Regions from separate parts of the Mus musculus genome. Here region 2 is linked to region 1. A link is a loop called in an ENCODE intact Hi-C map of the cell type or tissue named here. Cell type or tissue: heart. All regions are shown on one strand. Each heading gives the region's core, and the rest is flanking DNA. Links, peaks and the distances in the headings are about the cores only.

Evidence for each region. Hi-C counts contacts between places; a loop is a spot of excess contacts. Peaks named below come from ENCODE experiments on the same cell type or tissue, not always from the same donor. Only the 100,000 strongest peaks of a DNase experiment are listed, where the experiment ranks them.
Region 2: a loop joins it to region 1, with 2.3 times the contacts of the local background. A loop is called at or near these places in 2 of 42 quality-filtered maps.

The regions. Positions count from the first base shown.
Region 1 is chr6:87,202,786-87,211,678 of GRCm38, reverse strand. It overlaps Antxr1 (anthrax toxin receptor 1), which reads left to right. Exons shown (of 18, transcript NM_054041.2): 14 at 7,229-7,270. Among named protein-coding and RNA genes, the nearest start is that of Gm38851, 16 kb to the left of the region's middle. In heart, for the core only: no CTCF peak of the experiment used is centred there; a DNase peak (open chromatin) is centred at 3,858.
Region 2 is chr6:87,149,111-87,158,003 of GRCm38, reverse strand. All of the region lies in intron 17 of Antxr1 (anthrax toxin receptor 1), which reads left to right. Among named protein-coding and RNA genes, the nearest start is that of D6Ertd527e, 49 kb to the right of the region's middle. In heart, for the core only: no CTCF peak of the experiment used is centred there; a DNase peak (open chromatin) is centred at 5,283; H3K27ac peaks cover 1,070 bases.

The sequences.
Region 1 (8,893 bases), core at 403-8,402:
ATCTCACAAATTAAACACAAAATCTTATGGAAACCCATCGAAACAATGCTGAGCTCAATAAAATTTTCATTCTTTTCAATATCTTGAACTCTTAACTTTTCACTACGTATGTTTGTGTGTGTGTGTGTGTGTGTGTGTGTGTGTGTGTAAGTTAGATAACAACTTGCAGAAGTGAGTTCTCTCTTTCCACAGTGTGGGTCATAGAGATCAGATTCAGGTAATCAGGCTTGCCAGCAAGCACTTTTATCCACTGAGCCATCTTGCTAGCCTGGATACCACAAATTATTAATAAAAACACTGCAGAAAAATACATGGGTTTTGCTCTGGTATATAAAGAATGAGCATGCATGTTGTGACTGGGAGCATGAAGACGGCAGGCACAGAAGTGCTCCCTAGAGTGAAGACTAGCCAGAAAGAAAGACATCATGGCTTGAGCCCACTGCTCCTGGTATTTGCTCAGCACTGTCTGAGATAGAAAAATCTGCTGTTGTCTTGCCTGGTTACTCTCTCCATTAAAAATAAACCATCTATGGAGTTCTGATGAGGCCGTGTCATGCAAGATCCTCAGCTTTGTACCCTGTCCATGCATGACTATGGTTCATGTAGAGCAAAAGAGGACTCCAGACCCCCACTGTCTTCTCTCTAGAGTCCCACAGTTCTCTCCCTGGTTTCAGCAAGGTCTCCCATGAAGCCTCCCAGGCTCCCTTTGCACCCCTGCCTCTCCCAGCACCCCATATTTTTTCACTGTTATCCAAGCTCCTCTCTCCCATGCTGAAGGCTTTCTTCTTCCATTTGGTCCCTGGTTCATAAAACCAGGACTCATGCCTATCTCTTAGGCGTTGTATATGATTCTCCTACAAAAAGAACACACACTCAGGACTTACTTGATTGCACACATGTAAATGGAAGCAAGAAAGCACATGAGCATGTGTGCATGAATGTGTGGAATTTGCATGTGTGCATGCATGTTTGGAATTTGCATTTCCTGCTCAGCTCACCACCAGCCAGTCAACTGTGTCCCCTCAGTGACACTAAATAGAATCATACCATATTTCTCTACATCTGAGGGTGACCATTCTATGAATTCTGCCACCACTACCTCACACACAAAACTAAAGTTAAGTGTTCACTTAATTTCTCTTTGGCCTTTGAAAAGTCATCTTTCAAGCTAGTACAATTTCTCAGTTTTGTGATTTAAAAACAAAAAACTGTCATGCCTCCCACACATGATCAAACATACATGGGATGGACCTGTGTTGTAACGACACGGATTGTGCGTGCAATGCTCAAGTTGTCCGGGAAACTGGCTTGTGCACGGTGCTGAGAAGCAAACTGCCAAGCCGCAGGGCAGCAAACGAACTTGGAAGCTGGAGTTTAGAAACAGAATGGGCCTGAGTGCTGGCTAGACCAGCAGCAGTTACCCCTCAGTCCCCGATGCTCTGAGATTTCCCACCATCATTAGAGACCTGGGCTGCTCTGGGAGACTTTGAATATCTTAACTGCCCTCCAAAAAATGATGCAGGAGGACTGAGAGGCCAGAAGTGAGGCTGGCACCATTACGTGTTGAGTGTTTACTTGGGAGCAGGACTTTGAGAACAATAGGAAGTGCTTCCTGTACCTTCTCCTTTAGAGGAGCGCATGCTCATTCTTTCCAGAAGTAGTGACTGAGCAACGAGCTCTGAGTTACGGGTCAGAGACAAAGGCTGGCCACATGTGCTTGCATCTTCTAGAAGCTCAGAGTCCACTGTGGCAAAGAGAGTTGTGAATGCAGCTTAGCGGTCACTGCCAATAGTGTAGACCACAAAGGGTAAGATCTACGCCTGAGGCCCAGGAAGCCACATAGCTGGACTCGTCCCAGGCTGAGACAGTTCAATATGCATCGGAGTCCAAGAGAAGAGGCAAAGGCATGCCTTCAGAGCCAAGGGTATGATGTCCTCACCCCATGACAGTAGAGGCACCTGAGCGACCAGATATCAGGGCAAGGACACTGTCACCGTTGACGTAGAGTATCCCAAGGCTGCTGAGTTTTTGGTTTATTTATTGGTAGTTCCTTGCCTTCGTTAGCTTTAGTTGTCAACTTGACACAGTCTATAGTCACCTGAGAGGAAAGCCTGGAATGAGGGATCAGATTGGCCTGACCATAAGGGATGGTCTTGATTGTTAATGGATGAGGAAGGGCCCAGCCCACTGTGGATGGCACCATTCCCTAGACAGGTGATCCCGGGCTGTGTAAGATTGCTAACTGAACAGGGAGCACAGCCAGCAAGCAAAGTTCCTTCACAGTTTCTGCTCCAAGTTCCTACCTGAGCTCCTGCCCCGACTTCCCTCAGTGGTGGACTGGGACTTGAAAGTATAAGCCAGATCAATCCTTTCTTTCCTCTAAGTTGCTTTTAGTCAGAGTGTTTTATTATAGCAACATAAAGGAAACAATAACATCTTTTTTTAAGACTGGGTGTCAGTGTGTAACTCATTCTGGTCTCCAACCTGAGACCCTCTTCCCTTGTCTCACAAGCCCTGGAATTGCAAACCTGTGCCACGAAAGACTTAGGGCTAGGGTTTTGTTCAGCTGTAAAATTCTACAGCACAGCACTGTGGGAATGTTTAACCTAACACAAAACACAGTTCTGCCCAGAGCAGATTGATACAGACTGATTAGGGATAAGCTAATTCATGGTTCTAAGACTGTCATCACCACACCCTTGATGTAGGCATTATTTGTGAACCTTCTAAAAATGTCTGGTCTCAGTCTGTTGGGAAGATAGTACACCCATAGTTCTGTATAGCAAGAAACTCTCTACATGATTCTAATATTGGAAAATTTGGTAACTGCTGAGCTCATTGAAATTAGTACATGGTTCTGTTAATAGATTCATTAGTCTAGCTGTTGCCCTGGACCTGTGTAGACCACAGAGAGGCCCATATGTTAGCAGGCATCCCTTGGCAGTGAGAGACCAGGTGTAGGATGCAGAGGGGCCTGTGGGAGTGTGAGGGGTGCAGCTCGTACGCAAACAATGCCGAGACCTAAGTAGACTATAGAGAAAGAGGCCAGGAAATCCTGTCTGTTCAGTATCAGGTCTTGTTCCATGAGACAAGCACCTGTCTCCCAGGAGTTTGTGCCATATCCAGCTCCTATCATGGGAAGAAGTAACAGGCAAGGAGAGGGATATAAAAGCATGAGTCTGGGAAGGTGTCCCAGTAGTTACAGAGGGCAGGGTTCAGTTCCCAGAACCTATATAAAAGCTCACAACCTTCTGTAAGCCCAGTTCCAAGGGACCAGACACCCTCTTCTGACCCCCAAGGACACCAGGCGCTTCTGTGATACATTTAGATACACAGAGGCAAAACATTCATACACACGAAAAATAAAAATAAAACAAATCTTTAAAAGCATATAGGAAGCCGGGAGGTGGTGGTGCACGCCTTTAATCCCAGCACTTGGGAGGCAGAGGTGTATTTCCGAGTTCAAGGCCAGCCTGGTCTACAAAGTGAGTTCCAGGACAGCCAGAGCTACACAGAGAAACCCTGTCTCAGAAAAAAAGAAAGAAAGAAAGAGAGAGAGAAAGAAAGAAAGAAGAAAGAAAAGGAAAGGAAAGGAAAGGAAAGGAAAGGAAAGGAAAGGAAAGAAAAGAAAAGAAAAGAAAAGAAAAGAAAAGAAAAGAAAAGAAAAGAAAAGAAAAGAAAAGGACAGACATATAGGAAGTTGTAGTGGAGAACCTCTCAGTGGATGATAGCTAGGCTGTGACCTCCTGCCCTTCATGTGCACGGAGGTTTGACTTCCACTTTGAATGCACTGCCCAGTGAGAAGGAACATCGGATAGCTCCAGTGGTCACGTGGCCAGAGTGCACTCAGTTCCAAAGCACAGCTGCTGAGTCAGCGAGAGCAAGCTGAGCTTCGAGAAATAAAAGCGCTTATGAGCACTTCCAAAGGAGAGAGAACAGCACGCAAACTATCAACGTCGTGCATCAGCTGGCTTCATAGCTATGAAGAGGGCTTTCCAGGCCTCGCAGCTGAACTTGACTCCAAGCCACAATGGCCAGACTGTGGTGATCAGCACGCCCCAAGCTTTCCATGCCGCATGTCTGATCTGCCTTCACTGTATCTCCAGCAACCACCTTGGGTGCACACAAGAACCTGAACTTGGCTAGAGTGTACACCAGTGGTAGAGCGTTTACCTACATGTGTGTGTAGTCCCCAAAACTACAGAGTTTCTCTCCTCTGATTCTCCTTTCTGCTCCTTTTCCATCTCTATCCTCCCCTGTGCCCTCCACCCTCAGTGACCTCCTTTCTGCTTTTACATCCCATGAGTCCTATCACGCCAACTTCCACCCCTCTGCCCTCTCTTACAGACCCCTCTTTAGTTTCATAACCAATATCCACATTCACCCTCACTAGTATGTGAATACATAAAAACATGAAGAGCTACAAACCACCTGTGAGACAGAAAGTGCACTGTTTTCCTGAGTCTGGATCACATCCTATAATATAATAACTTTCAAGATCCATCTATTCTCCAAATTTCATTACTTCATTTTTTTTAAGTTAAATACAATTTCGTTATATAGCAGGGGCTGTGTTTTCATGAAGGCTGTGGGGCACACAAGAGAATGTGTGTTTTCCCGTGCTCAGAGCCTTGTACAGGGTGGCCCGTGTACTGCTGTTGGCATACGAATGATTCCATCTGGCTCTTCTGTGCCAGGCCAGGCTGGGCTCACCAGCTCAAAGCAATTGGGGGCCCTCATCATTGTCTCTGTCAGCCACTCAGCAGGCAAGGCCAGGTTAGAGCCCAGTTTCTGTTTAGCTGAACATGGTAGGTAGTTTGCTTATCAGAAATTGATGTGCCTAGTTTGCAGTGGATTCCTGTGGACTCTGGACTACAGATTGTGGTCCTTGTGATCAGTATTAGTGCGTCATGTGTGATGCCATTGTCTTCGGGGCTCTGTTCAGATTTGGCCCATTTAGGATATGGGATAGATGTTCAATAAATGTGAAGTAGGATAAATGAGAGTCGGTCTGAGTGGCAGTCTCCCAGTGCTGCGCGCGCGCGCGCGCGTGTATGTGTGTGTGTGTGTGTGTGTTTGTGCGCGCGCGCGCACACGCGCGCACATGCAGGTGCGTGTGTGCATGCATGTGTGCATGTGAGTGCTTGTGCATGTATGCCTGTGTGCATATGGAAACCAGAGTTAGAGGTTAAATGTCTTCCTCACTTTATTTTTGAGACAGCCCTGGAGTTCATGGATCAGCCCAGGTTGGCTAGCCAGGAAGCCCCAAGGGTTGCCCCATCTCCGCCTCCCTAGTACTTGGATTACAGGCACAAAACTCCACATCTGGCTTTTACACGGGAGGCTAGGACTGAACCCATCCCTCAGTCCTCATGCCTGCACAGCAAGCACTTTACCGGCAGAGCCTTCTCCCCACCTTGCAGTGTACTACCTCGTACGAGGCTGCTGACACCCCTGAATCCCATGTCCACTGTCCAGACAGACACCAGGCTCCTGTCTCGGGAGGTTATAGAGCCAGCCACACAGTCACCTGGCTTATGTGGAGGGCTATTAATGATGCGGACAAGGGGAGGGTGCCTTCATCTGCGCACTATCTCTATAGCACTGGCACCGCACACTGCTGCTCAGGGTGACTCAACTCCTGCAAGGGTTATGGGTTTGTTCTGCTTCATTGATGAGGCTGCAGGAGACCCAGAGGCTTCTCGAATCCTCACCATTGTGAGAAGGCCGGTCTGACACCTGCGCTAGGCTTCCATGATGTGAAGGAGCAGCCTTGAGCCTGTTCAGAGCTGGGGACATTGTCTTCTCCACAGCATCTGCCTCTTTGCAAACATCCTGCCAATGCCCCCTTCTCCTCCCATTGAAGTTGCTACCCCACCTCGTCATCCCTTCCTCCAGCTTCCAGCCATTTCCTGTTTTAAAATAATCTGCTGTCTCTGAAAGGATGGCAGGTTAGCAATGGGCAGTAACAGTCTTCCCCAGAGGTTCCCCTGAGGGAGTCTCAGAAGGGAATTGAGTGGGTGAGCAAAGTCACAGCTTCCCACAGCAACAGGAAGTGGAAGCAGATGAAACAGAAGTCCTAAACCCCAGGAGGCCTTCGTCTCTGCCTCCTCAGTTAATGAGTATCGTCCAGTACCATCCTCCGATGCTTGGAGCTCCTCAGTCCACTGCTGCTGTGGGGAGCCCGTCTAATCAGTGGAGATAATGTTCTAGACCGTGCGTGATGGAGACAGAGTTGGGGACCAGAGCCCTAGAGAGCGCTCCATATTAATCAAAAGGAGGAGAAAGACACTTAGTAGGATGGCGAGGAGATGCTTGATGCTCCTAAGGGAGTCCTTGGTCAAGAGGCTAAAAGCTGCCTGAACTCCCATCTGCAAAAATGGGGCAATCCTGCTGCTGAGATGGCAAAGGTTACAGGACAAACTTTGTAAGCGCCAGATGCCACCTAAAGGGAATGTGGGGTCCCAGAATTCTAACAGTCAGTGTGGGTGAGGGTAGCTAGTTCCTGATAGTACAGGATCACAGTAGTTCATAGCCAAAGCCTTGGGAAGGACCTAAAGTCCCGCTAACTGCTGACGTGCCTTTTATAAGTAGACTTATCGGGCCAATCACCATGTTAAGAAAGGGACTCACAGTGACTGGAATGCTGTCTGTGTGTCTTTCTCCACGAATTGGACAGATGGACAGTTGAAGAACAGCCTTGTACATAGTTACTGACATACATTTGCATCCGAATTGTCTGTGCCTGGAAGCGATCCCTGGGCAGCCCTCCTCTGCTGCCTTCTCTCAGGGGTGTCTCAGCTTGACTCATGTCCTCTCTCTCTATGGACCCAGTGAGGTCAGTGACAGGAGCTCCAGCCATGTAAGCCTGGTCTGTACCTAGCTGGTATCTGCAGCACCTTTAACTCACGCGTGCATCACCGTTCTTTGTTAATGTGTAGAACAGACTGTTGGGTGGAAACGGGAGTGGCTTCCTGAGTGACCAGGTGAACAAACTAATGAGCGTAGCTGCCCTGGTGGGACAAACCAGCTGGGGAACACGTTGCTCTACACGAGACTACAACGCAGAGAACACCCAGGCCCTGCTCTCATTGGGCTACTCTGACCAGCCAGACTTCATAGATGAAGTCCCCTGCTCTGGGCTGTTCCTATGGGATTACAGACATGGCAGACATCTTAGAAAGCAGGAGACTAGCGACTCCCACTGACCTGTTCTTTTCATTTACAGATCATCAAGGAGGTCCCTCCACCCCCTGTTGAGGAGAGTGAGGTAAGTGTCCCAAGCTGGGTGCATCTGGTGGGAGGGTGGCAGAGTGGGGCAGCACTGACTGCTTATTTAGCCCCTTGCTGAGCAGGGCTGGGCCCCTGTTGCACGAGAAGAGGAGCCTCTGGACCTTTCCTGAGTAGGATAAACAGGAGCTGAGCAACTCTGGCAGCCAGAGCTAGCTGATTTCTTTCCACAAAAACCCATTTTCAAATGTGTACGTTGTCTGCTGTCTTTGTTTGTTTTTCTTTCAAGGATTTTGAAAGATTTTCTGGGAGTTTTTTAAGGGGATGAGTTTTTGGTTATTGTCATTTTGATATGCTGGGACCCAGGATGTCACACAATGCTACATAAGCTCTCCACCTGAGCTGCATCCCAATCCCTCGCCCTTTTTGGGGGGCGGGGGGGGGGGACAGGGTCTCCTGAGGCAAAGGTTGGCTTTTAACATATATATCACTCCTGCCTGAACCTACCAGCCCAGTGCCCAAATCACAAACATGTCTCACTCACCACACTCAGAATAAATGTTTTTATCACTACAGTGATCTGCGGTTGGAAGGGTCTAATTTTTCCTCTGAGACATTTTAGGATTTTTGTCTCACCGCAGCTGTGCTTCCCATGTACAGGTTATGGTAAATTTGCCACACTCTGCAGACAATCACTGCTTCTAACACTGATGCCAAGGAACCCATTTTTCTTTAATTTAAAACAGTATTATGTAAAATCTGCCAGGTGGTCATGAATCCACTCCAGAGAGGGGTATGCTAATATCCTGGCCTCGCTCTCAAATCCTCTCTGTCTACAAACTCTCCCACTAACAGGGCCAGGAAACCGCTGTGGTGCAGGGCAGCTCTACTAACCTAGCCAGGGTGTTAGCAGCTGATTGCTGGGTTAGAATTCCTGGCAAATGGCTTACATAACTTGGGGCAACTTGGGACCCTTAGAAGTAACACCTGCCAGTGTAGATGGCCTCAATCTGAAAACTTAGTGGGCCCAACAGGTATGTTGACAAGGTTTCCAGTTCTCAACTGGGTCCCTAAAGTCTTTTTGTATGCACCTCGGATACCACTGCTCAGTCCTGTCCCAGCTCAGCCTCCCTACACAGAAAGAAAGATGATTAAGTTAAAATTCCATAAGTTTCTTATGTGCTGAACACTGTGTGAACCCCAAGAGACTTAATAGCAGCAATCAATTAAAGCGCATCTCACAGGAATGTTAACTCTCTGCCCAGAAATCAAAGGAGAAAATTACATTGCTGTGCAGAGAGGATTAGAGAAAAGAACTCTCTCTCTCTCTCTCTCTCTCTCTCTCTTTCTCTCCCTCTCTCTTTCTCTCTCTCTCTCTCTCTCTCTCTCTCTCTCTCTCTCTCTCTCTCTCTCATTGCTGTGCAGAGAGGATGGAGAAAAGAACTCCTCCCTCTCTCTGCCCCCCTCTCCCCATGTCGAGTCTGTCTTTAACCTTCCAAGGGCAGGAACGGAAGCTGGTCCCACGGTTCTGTCTGAGTATCCCTGTGTTGTGTGCAGCTGTCTCTTAGAATCCCAAAACAGAGATTGTAGCTCCATGACCTAGCCCCTCTGTTAGCTCAGGGGTGAAATGCCTACCGCCCTCAGCGTTGTTGAGTGGCTCTTT
Region 2 (8,893 bases), core at 438-8,437, 54 kb after region 1:
AATGGCAGCGCCCATTGCTCCACTGTCTTCTGAACAGGGATTGCTGGGAGTCTGCCACAGCTAATGGACCAGGTGACCCCTGATGATCCCTGTGTACTGCTGATTCCTCTCCTACAACACACAGGGAGACCACTGTCACTGCTAATATATAGTGTGGATTTTATTTGGTATATGCTAGGCACAGTTCATGAGACCTGCCTTGGTAAAGGGAAGACCTGTTGAATAAAGCATCACTTAGAGAATTAAAACAAGGCCGTGAAATGCTCTGTCAGTCAAGCACTTGATGCGGGAAGGTGAGGACCCGAGCCCTAGCACCCGTGCCAAAGCATGGCAGCAATGTGATCTCCCAGTGTCGTGAGGGAACAAGAGAAGTGCTGGGGCTCTGTGGCCAGACAGTCCAGCTGAATTAGCCAGCTGCAGATACAGCGAGAGACCCTGGGGCTGGAGAGGTGGCTCAGACGATAAGAGCTCTGACTGCTCATCCAGCGGTCCTGAGTTCAATTCCCAGCAACCACATGGTGGCTCACAACCACCTGTAATGGAATCCAATGCCCTCTTTTGTCGTGTCTGAAGACAGCTACAGTGTACTCATACTTGAAATAAATAAATCTTTAAAAAAAAAAAAGAGGAGAGAAAAAGGTGGACAGGAGAAGGGGAAGACAGCACACATTGACCTCGGGCCTTCATGAGCACCTGCGGATATGGACTTAACACATGTGAACGAACAGACATAAATGAATGTCACAGAAAAGGCTTGGGAACTCTTTATCCACCAAGAAGTGAGAACATGGCTGAAAACATCCTTTGCAGGAGTATGAGGTTTAGACCTGCTCATCACAGCAGCCTGTGGACCAAGGCCTATTCATGGTTCCTCTGACCAAAGAACCAGAACTGAGTGAAAACAGCCACTTCCCATTGAGACACTCACACCTTTCAAAAGCAGCTGTGCAATTGTGTGCACCCGGAATATAGTCAAATGTCACATAAAACAATACCACATGTCTATGTGACAGATGACTCATTTTTTATATGCATGGCCATTTTCCCTGCATGTATATCTGTGTACCATGTACATGCCAGGTGCCCACAGAGGCCAAAAGAGAGCATTGGATGCCCTAGAACTGAATGCAGACAGGTGTGAGTTATCACACAGGTGTTGGGAATCGAACTTGGGTCCTCTGGAAGAGCAGCCAGGGATCTTAGGTAAGCCATCTCTCCAGCACTCACAATTCAAATTTTAATGTAGGAGCAAAAATGAGAATCTGCAACTAAAGTAAAAGTGAGTTCTTAGTTCTGGCTATTGATCAGTTCACCAGAAAAGAGGCGTCCTCAAGGAGTCAAGGAAATTTTTTCCTTGGGGGAAAAATCCTGATTCCCACTGCACCACCTGGAAGTGAGGGGCCCAGAGAACTATGGGGTGAATATGGGGTTCCCAAGCATTAGACACAGCTGAGCAGAGGACATGGGACTGTCTCTTCCCTTCCCTCCATAAATGTTTTGACGCCCCTAATTGCTTAATTGCTTTTATTTGATGGAAGACATGCTCATTTAAAGAGACAGAAGGAAGAAGGTGTGGGCTTACAGTTGTGGCTTTAGATCCAGATAGCTGATGTCTGAGTTATACTCTGGTGGATGGAAGAATGTTCCAGACCAAGCGAGGGGATGTGGGGCACTGGTCACATGGAGGTGCGCAGGGCTCTCTGCAGTGACCATGTCTGCTTTCAATCTCTATTCTAGGTCTCACCCTTGTTGTTGAGAGACCTCCAAGAGGGTGGGGCAGAGACCTCCATGTGGGTGGAACTCAGAAGTTTGGTATGAAGCTCAGTCTTCATTTGGTTTATTATCTTGCTCTGCACCCAGTGACAGAACACCATGAGGTAATGCTTTTGGCAGATGGGACCAAGATTCCATGTTCACTGTTTCTTCAGTGGTCTTGAATAGATGTTGTTTTTCTAGAAGTTAACTTCTGTGTGACAGCCATCACTGTCCCCATGTGTCCTTACTGTAAGGTTATGGCTTCTTGTTCTCTGAAGTAAAAATGGTGGACGGCTCTCGAGTTACAATGAGACAACTCTAGTGCGTGTTCTTTTCCCCAGAGACTATTTAGGAGGCTACTCTAGGATTGACCAGGATTTCCAACAGCCCGAGGGGGTGATGTATGACCGTAGAGTTGATTGCAGTGAAGAAATAGGTAGAGTGAGCTCCCAAGGATCAGGATCAAGTATCTAGATTGTGAACAGGGTGATGTCCTTCATAGACACAGAGGGTCCTTGTTCAGTAGGACAGACTGACTGAGCTCTGGAAGAGTAAGACTTAGACTACTTTTGCATAGTCCAGAACCTTCCACAAGGCTGCATTTTGTTGAACTTATCATTCATTCATGATCACTCTTTACAGCTGGTGCTGTGCTCAGACATAATGGAAAAGGGGGTCTGCTTGTGGATTCCAAGGAAGCCTTTATGACTAAAAGCCCAGCTCTATTAGCATATTCCACTGCTAGAGACCCCGTGAAGAAACAAGGAAAGGACTCCCTAGGGGCTGGGACATACTCAGTTGGTAAAGTGCCTGCATAGTGTTCACGAGGTCCTGATTCCATCTCCAGCACCCCATAAATCAAAGCTTGTAGCACACCTGTGAACTCAGCTCTCAAGAGGTAGAGGCAGAAGATCCTCGGCTACATAGAGAGTTCAAGGCCAGTTACAGAAGAACATGTCTGGAAGAGGGGCAAGAGAGAGGAGAGGAAAGCTGTCTTTCACATGGGGCAGTGATGAACCGGCATCCGGTCCCTGTAGAGCTTGAGTAGGCAGTGAACCAGCCCGGGACTTGAGTCACTTCAACTGTGTAAGGATATCAGGGGAAGATGTTCACAGACAATCTTGTGCACCCAACAACGTGAACATTAACAGAGCAATGTCTTCCTCGGAACTGGCTCCTCTTGTTCAAGGACATTGGGTTCCTCTGAGGAATGTGCTGCTCCCCTGCCTGCACCCCTCCACACACCCCTCCATCGTTCCTCTGTTGTTTGGGTCTCCTGCCTACAAATTTACCAGCCTGGAGAGCCACAAGTTCTGCCCTATGCCACTTTACTATTACACAGACAGAGGTGACAGCAGCACTACACAGGGGAGACACCATAACAATTCAAGATCTCCATTAGGCTGATCCAAAGAGGCAGTCACTGACCAAACTGATTTAGACAGGGGCCACAGACTAGTAAACATCACAGTGAACACGGTGACACAGAAAAAAAAAAGCTTTAATATTTAAGAGTTTCCTAAAGTGAAAAATGTCTAACATTTTCATTACACATTGCATTCTTACAATCAAAATAACCAAGCTGAAATGATGAGTAAAAATCATCTAAAAATCCGTGGCTTCACCTATGAGGAAGGGGCTGAAGATCTTCGATGAGTTGTTTAGCCTGAGAGCAGGCAGGTGTACTCAGACTCATAGCTGCTGCTATTGAGGGAGCAAAACCCATACTCTGTGCCCCTGTGAGCTTAGACCCTGACACATGAACACTGAGTGTCCTCGCTTCCACCTTGTCCCATCCACAGTCACTGTGGCTGCTGTCCGCTTTGACAGAGCGGCCAGGTCTTTGTCTCTGTGTAGCAATGAAGGTGATGAGGTCAGGCTACTGTGTCAGCCATCTTTCACAGATGGTCTGTGTCAGTACAGTCAGGTTATCTCTGGCAGTAGCAAGCCAAAAGTAAGTACAACTAATATCCTAAAATAAACTAGGATCTCCTCAGAAGGTACACTGTTCAATGCCTGCAGTCTTTCAAGATTGCCCCTTTATTCCCATAAAAAATATCACCCTTGGGCATAGTAGGTAAAGTACTTGCCCTGGTCTGATTTCCAGAACATGGGTGTTTGTTGATTTGTTTACCAGGCATGGCAGTGTGCACCCAGAACCCCAGCTCTGGGGATGTGGAAACAGGCAGATCCCTGAGGCCACCTGGAGAGCCAACCCCGCTGAGTCAGCAAACTCCAGGTTCAGTGAGAAGCCCTGTCTCAAAAGTCAAGGTAGAGAACAACTGAGGAAGTCACTTGGGACTGACCACGGCCTCTGTGCACACACAGAGATTGCTGAATCCCATCTGGACTCAGGTTGTGCCTAATAAAGAAGCAGCAGTCATACGACTCTCCCTCCCTTGAGAGCTGTACCCTGAAACCGCAAACCTGGCTTGTTCTGCATCCAAGTGCCCACTGCCCCACCATCAGCTCAGGTGCTCTACACAGGCAAGCGGGACTATGGGATGTGCTGGACAGCTGTGGGGCAATGCTCAGACTCATGCAACACCTAGCTCCGATCCCACACAGCTGCTGTCTCAATTCCCCAAAACATATGCCTGGGGCTGCTGGCACCTTTAAAAACATCACTTTTCCAGGCCAGGAAGATGGCTCAGACCATGTGAGAACCACCCAACCAGCCCTCCGTGCTCTCTATACCTTCATCTCTTTGCCTGTCCCGTCCTCAAATCCCTTTCCACAGACGTTTACCAACACTGGATGTGACGGCCCTCAAAGCCCATGGCACAGCTTTAAAAAGTATAGATAAGTACTCTGATAATCCTTCACTCCTCAGTGGCCATATCTAGGGACTTCCCCTTGCTAACGTGCCGGCATCTTAAGAACATCTCAGTATGAGAACCTAAAGGACTCCTCAATTTTTAACTGTGAAACTTGGGAGTAGTCTGAACACGCCATCTGTGTAGGGCCCAGAACAGGGTGTCAGATCTCAAGACAAGATGTCTGAGGGTCCCCCACACCCACAACCGTGTCTGCTTTCATCGTCGTGACAAACACTTCAGAAAGCTACCTTAAAAGAGGAAGTTCGCTATGGCTCACCCTTTCAGAAGTTTCAGCCTCAGTTTGGCTGGTCCCACTGCCTGGGTAGAATACTGCGAGCACGTGACAGAGAAGGCTGCACTCCTCATAAACAGTGAGATAGGAAGAGACAGGACGGAGGTGGGGCGTGAGCTGAGCAGAGGCACACAGAGGTGACGTTAAACCCCAGGTCCCTCTGCAGCGCCACGGCCTCCTTCCTCAGCTCCCCAGTCAGCCTACTAACGGAACACGGGGAGGTGCCTGGTACTGTTCCAGAAGCTTCTTCCAGACCATATACTACAACAAAGTGCTGAGCTTTGAAAGAGGGGGGCACTAGAAAACACAAAGGCACCAGGTGGAAATGGCTGCAGCCACAAGAAGACAAGGCTTCTGGGCCCAGGGCCATCACTTCTCACAGCTGCGTTCCTCTGCCTCCTACCCAGCCACATCTGTCAGCCACATCTGTCAGCCTCGGGAACCTCTTCCTTAGTTAAATGGGAGGGGTCAGCGACCACAGCCTCAGAGGGGACACTGAGCCAAACCGCTGCCGTTCACAGCGGGGTCCTCCAGGGCTGAGCAACCTGGGTCTTAGTAAGCATGAGGTCACCTTTCCTCTCCCAGGAGTCTCAGGGTTATTTGAGTTCATGACTGAATTCACTCCAGGGCTGGTCTCCGAGAAAGGCCCTATGAGGCCCAGCTCTATCGCTAGCCATTGTGAGTCAGAGACCCGTGGAAGGCCGATCACTTGAAGGCTGCGGAGTTGACCATCAAGGCAGGAGTACACACAGGCCACTCTTGTCCCACAGCTCTCCTCAGTTCATTGGAAGAGGAAAGTGTGGGAGTCACAGCAGTGAGCAGAAAACATGGGAAAGCAGAGAAGTGAGTAGAGTAGCCAGAGCCTGGTTAGGCACCCAAAATGGCGTTTGCCCTGCTGGTAAGGCATTGTACAATCAGGAGGGACCAGGCGATGCCACCCATTTAGGCACATTCATTTAAAGTATCCCGTCTCAAAATTGTGTTCAGGCCTCCAGTAGGCTCCAGTGTCCTTCCTTATTATGAAACCAGGTACAGCTGAGCCTGAGGTGAGCCTGGGTCAGAATACAGACCAGCGGCATTTCTTTGATGCAGGAGACACCAGCCGAGATTCTTCCTAAGTCCAGTCCTTAGGAACAAATAGGCTTTGTTAGGGCTGGGCACCCAGCTCAGCAGCAGCAGCAGCCTCGCCCAACATGCCCATGGCTTCAGCTCCACTACCCACCCACTGCCACCCAGGTTGTTTTTAATTTAGGAATTATCAAGACTATTTATACCCTACCCTCTCTAATAGGTTTAAGGCAGGTCTTTCTTTTAAAGATTCTTTCTGAAATCTAACTAGGAGTGTTATGAGTGATTTCTCCCCAGATCATACAGAACATCAGCCTGGCCCAGCCCGCGTATCTTAGAGCTGATGAGGTCTCTCCTGAACCACAGAAATGAGGCTGGTCGGTACCAGGGCACTGCAGGCCTGGCTGTACAGGGTTTCATAATGAGGAAGGATATTGGAGCCTAGTGGAGGCCTGAAAACAATTTTGAGGTTGGATCACTTAAATTAATGCTCCTAAATGAATCCCAGATTCTCGGGGCTATAAATTTTCCATTTCTCTGACCGTACAACTGCAGATGTCATCTGAGAGCCTCCAGGGCTCCGGAGAACTGTCCGCCTTTGGTTTCAGTTTAGGAGGCAGGCAGGGTCACGGTGAGCCTCACCTGAGAACAGCAGGACATCCAGTTACCTAGCGGAAATTAAGAGGCACCCCCAAAGCTCTGCCTAACCCCGGGATGTCACCGCGAGAGCCTGCCGTAGCCTCTAGATACTTAGTCCTGTGGCCTCTCCTTTGCAATTAAACTTTTTCTTTAGGATTGCCTTTCTTGAATTATATAATTTTGGATCACCCATCAGCTGATCCAGCAAAAACTCAATAAATCCAAACAAGGTGTTCAGTATGGTCTCCCCATGTGGGCAAAGGCCCAGAGGCCTTCAGCCTTATCATCCCACCAACCCCTAGGAGTGGTCCTTATCCCAAGACCGGAAGGAGAGGTCACGCGCTTCACTTTGTTGTGGTGGTGGTGGTTGTTGTTGTGGTTATGGTTGTTGTTGTTGTTGTTATGGTTGTTGTTGTTTGGTTTTGGTTTTGTTTCTTTTTCTGCTCTTCATTTTTAAGACACAAGCTAGACCTGCACATATCTCTTCTGTTTCATTTCCATTGCTGCAAAGGAGGCCATGAGTCTGGTCGCCATTTTCTCCCCCCTGATCCACCTTGTCTGAGGCAGGCTGGGAAACGTGGTCATGTGCCCGGGGCAACTCAGTCTCCACTGTTGAAGAGAAAAGGGACAAGAAACAGTAGATAGTTGACTTCCAGGAGCTCCCTCGCCAAATGCCAACCTGTTAGGGCCTTTGTCCTTCATTGTGCGAATCTGAGGGGAAGACACAGAGTCTGTACGGAAGCTGCTCACTGGCAACTGTATGCAAGTCACACAGACAGAAGTGAGGGCGTGGTTAAATTGTTATTATCTCTACTTTAGGGAAACACACTTTAAATGTCTATAGGCATAGAGAAAGAAGTTATCCTAAAGACAACATTCCTCACATTGTGAGAAGGAGGGGGAGGAGGACGAGGAGGGAGAGGAGGAGGAGGAGGAAATCACTGCCCTTTCAGATGTGAGACTACACATGAGAGCAGAAGCAGATTTGAGCTATGCACGGGATGAACCATAATTTTGTAATTCTACATTTTCATGTCCAAGCTAAATAATGCTCTTGGCAAAGCAATTTGAGTTTGTCTCTGGCACTAACTTTTTAAGGCAATACCTCAACACAAATAAAATAATATATAGAAACACTGCACTAATGAGGGGTCTAAGTTAGAGGTCCTCAACTGGACCCCAGAGGAAGCCAGGAGAAATGTCTGAGACAGAGGGCAGAAGATGAGAGAAGGAAGACCAAGCAAAAACCACTCACCCCGGCTCAGGCATCCACACGGCACACTGTGCCACGGGCTTTTCTCAAGTCACAGAGAAGTGCGCTAAAGCAATGGCATTGCTGAGACCTCTCCAAAACAACAATTAAAACCAGGCTTTCTGGCAAGGTAATCCCTGTGCAGCTGGCAGGACCCACAGAGTGCCCAGTGAACTCCCTGTCTCCAGTGAGGGGCCGATGGTCGATGCCAGCAGCTGGGTTTTAGAAGAGCAAACTTAAACAGTGTTTAGGGTGCACCATGATGGGTTACCATTCGTTACAAGCTCCTTCCTCCAACAAATGTTGCCAACCTAGTCCTCCTCCAAAACCCAGCCCACACATCTGTCTGAGTTCTTGTCTTCCTGCCCTGGTCGGTCAGAACAGAGACCCAATCCCTGTTTAGTAAGTCTCGCTTTTGTCTCTTGCTCATGATTCCTTGATCACACTCAGATACACATTCATGCAATTTGTGTGCATGTGCACACACACGTTTTCAGGACTAAGACCTATAAACAGGGCTGGAGAGATATCTCAGGCAACAGAGTGTTTGCCTTACAAGTCTGCGGACTTGAGTTCAGTTCCCAGAATACACATTTTTTTTTAAAAAAAAATCCAAGGGGCTGGAGAGATGTCTTATTGGTTAAGAGCTCTGGCTACTCTTCCAGAAGACCTGGGTTCAATTCCCAAAGCCCACATGTGTGGCTCACAACTGTCTGTGATTCCAGTTCCCTTTGGTGGCCTCTGCAGCCAGCCCAAGTGGTGTGCAGGCATACATGCAGGTAAAGCACCTATACACATAAAATACATATTTTCTTTAAAAATCACACATGCTTGAAGTCCCAGGGCTTGGGGTGTAGAGACAGTCTATTCTTGAGGCTCACTAACCAGCCAGCCTACAATTTGAGCTCTGGGACAGTTCTTAAATAAATACATACATAAAAAGGTGGATGGCTCCCGAAGATGACACCCACAGCTGTCCTTTGAACTCTACAACACACATGTGCACCTACATACACATGAACAGAGAGAGGAGAGAGAGAGAGAGAGAGAGAGAGAGAGAGAGAGAGA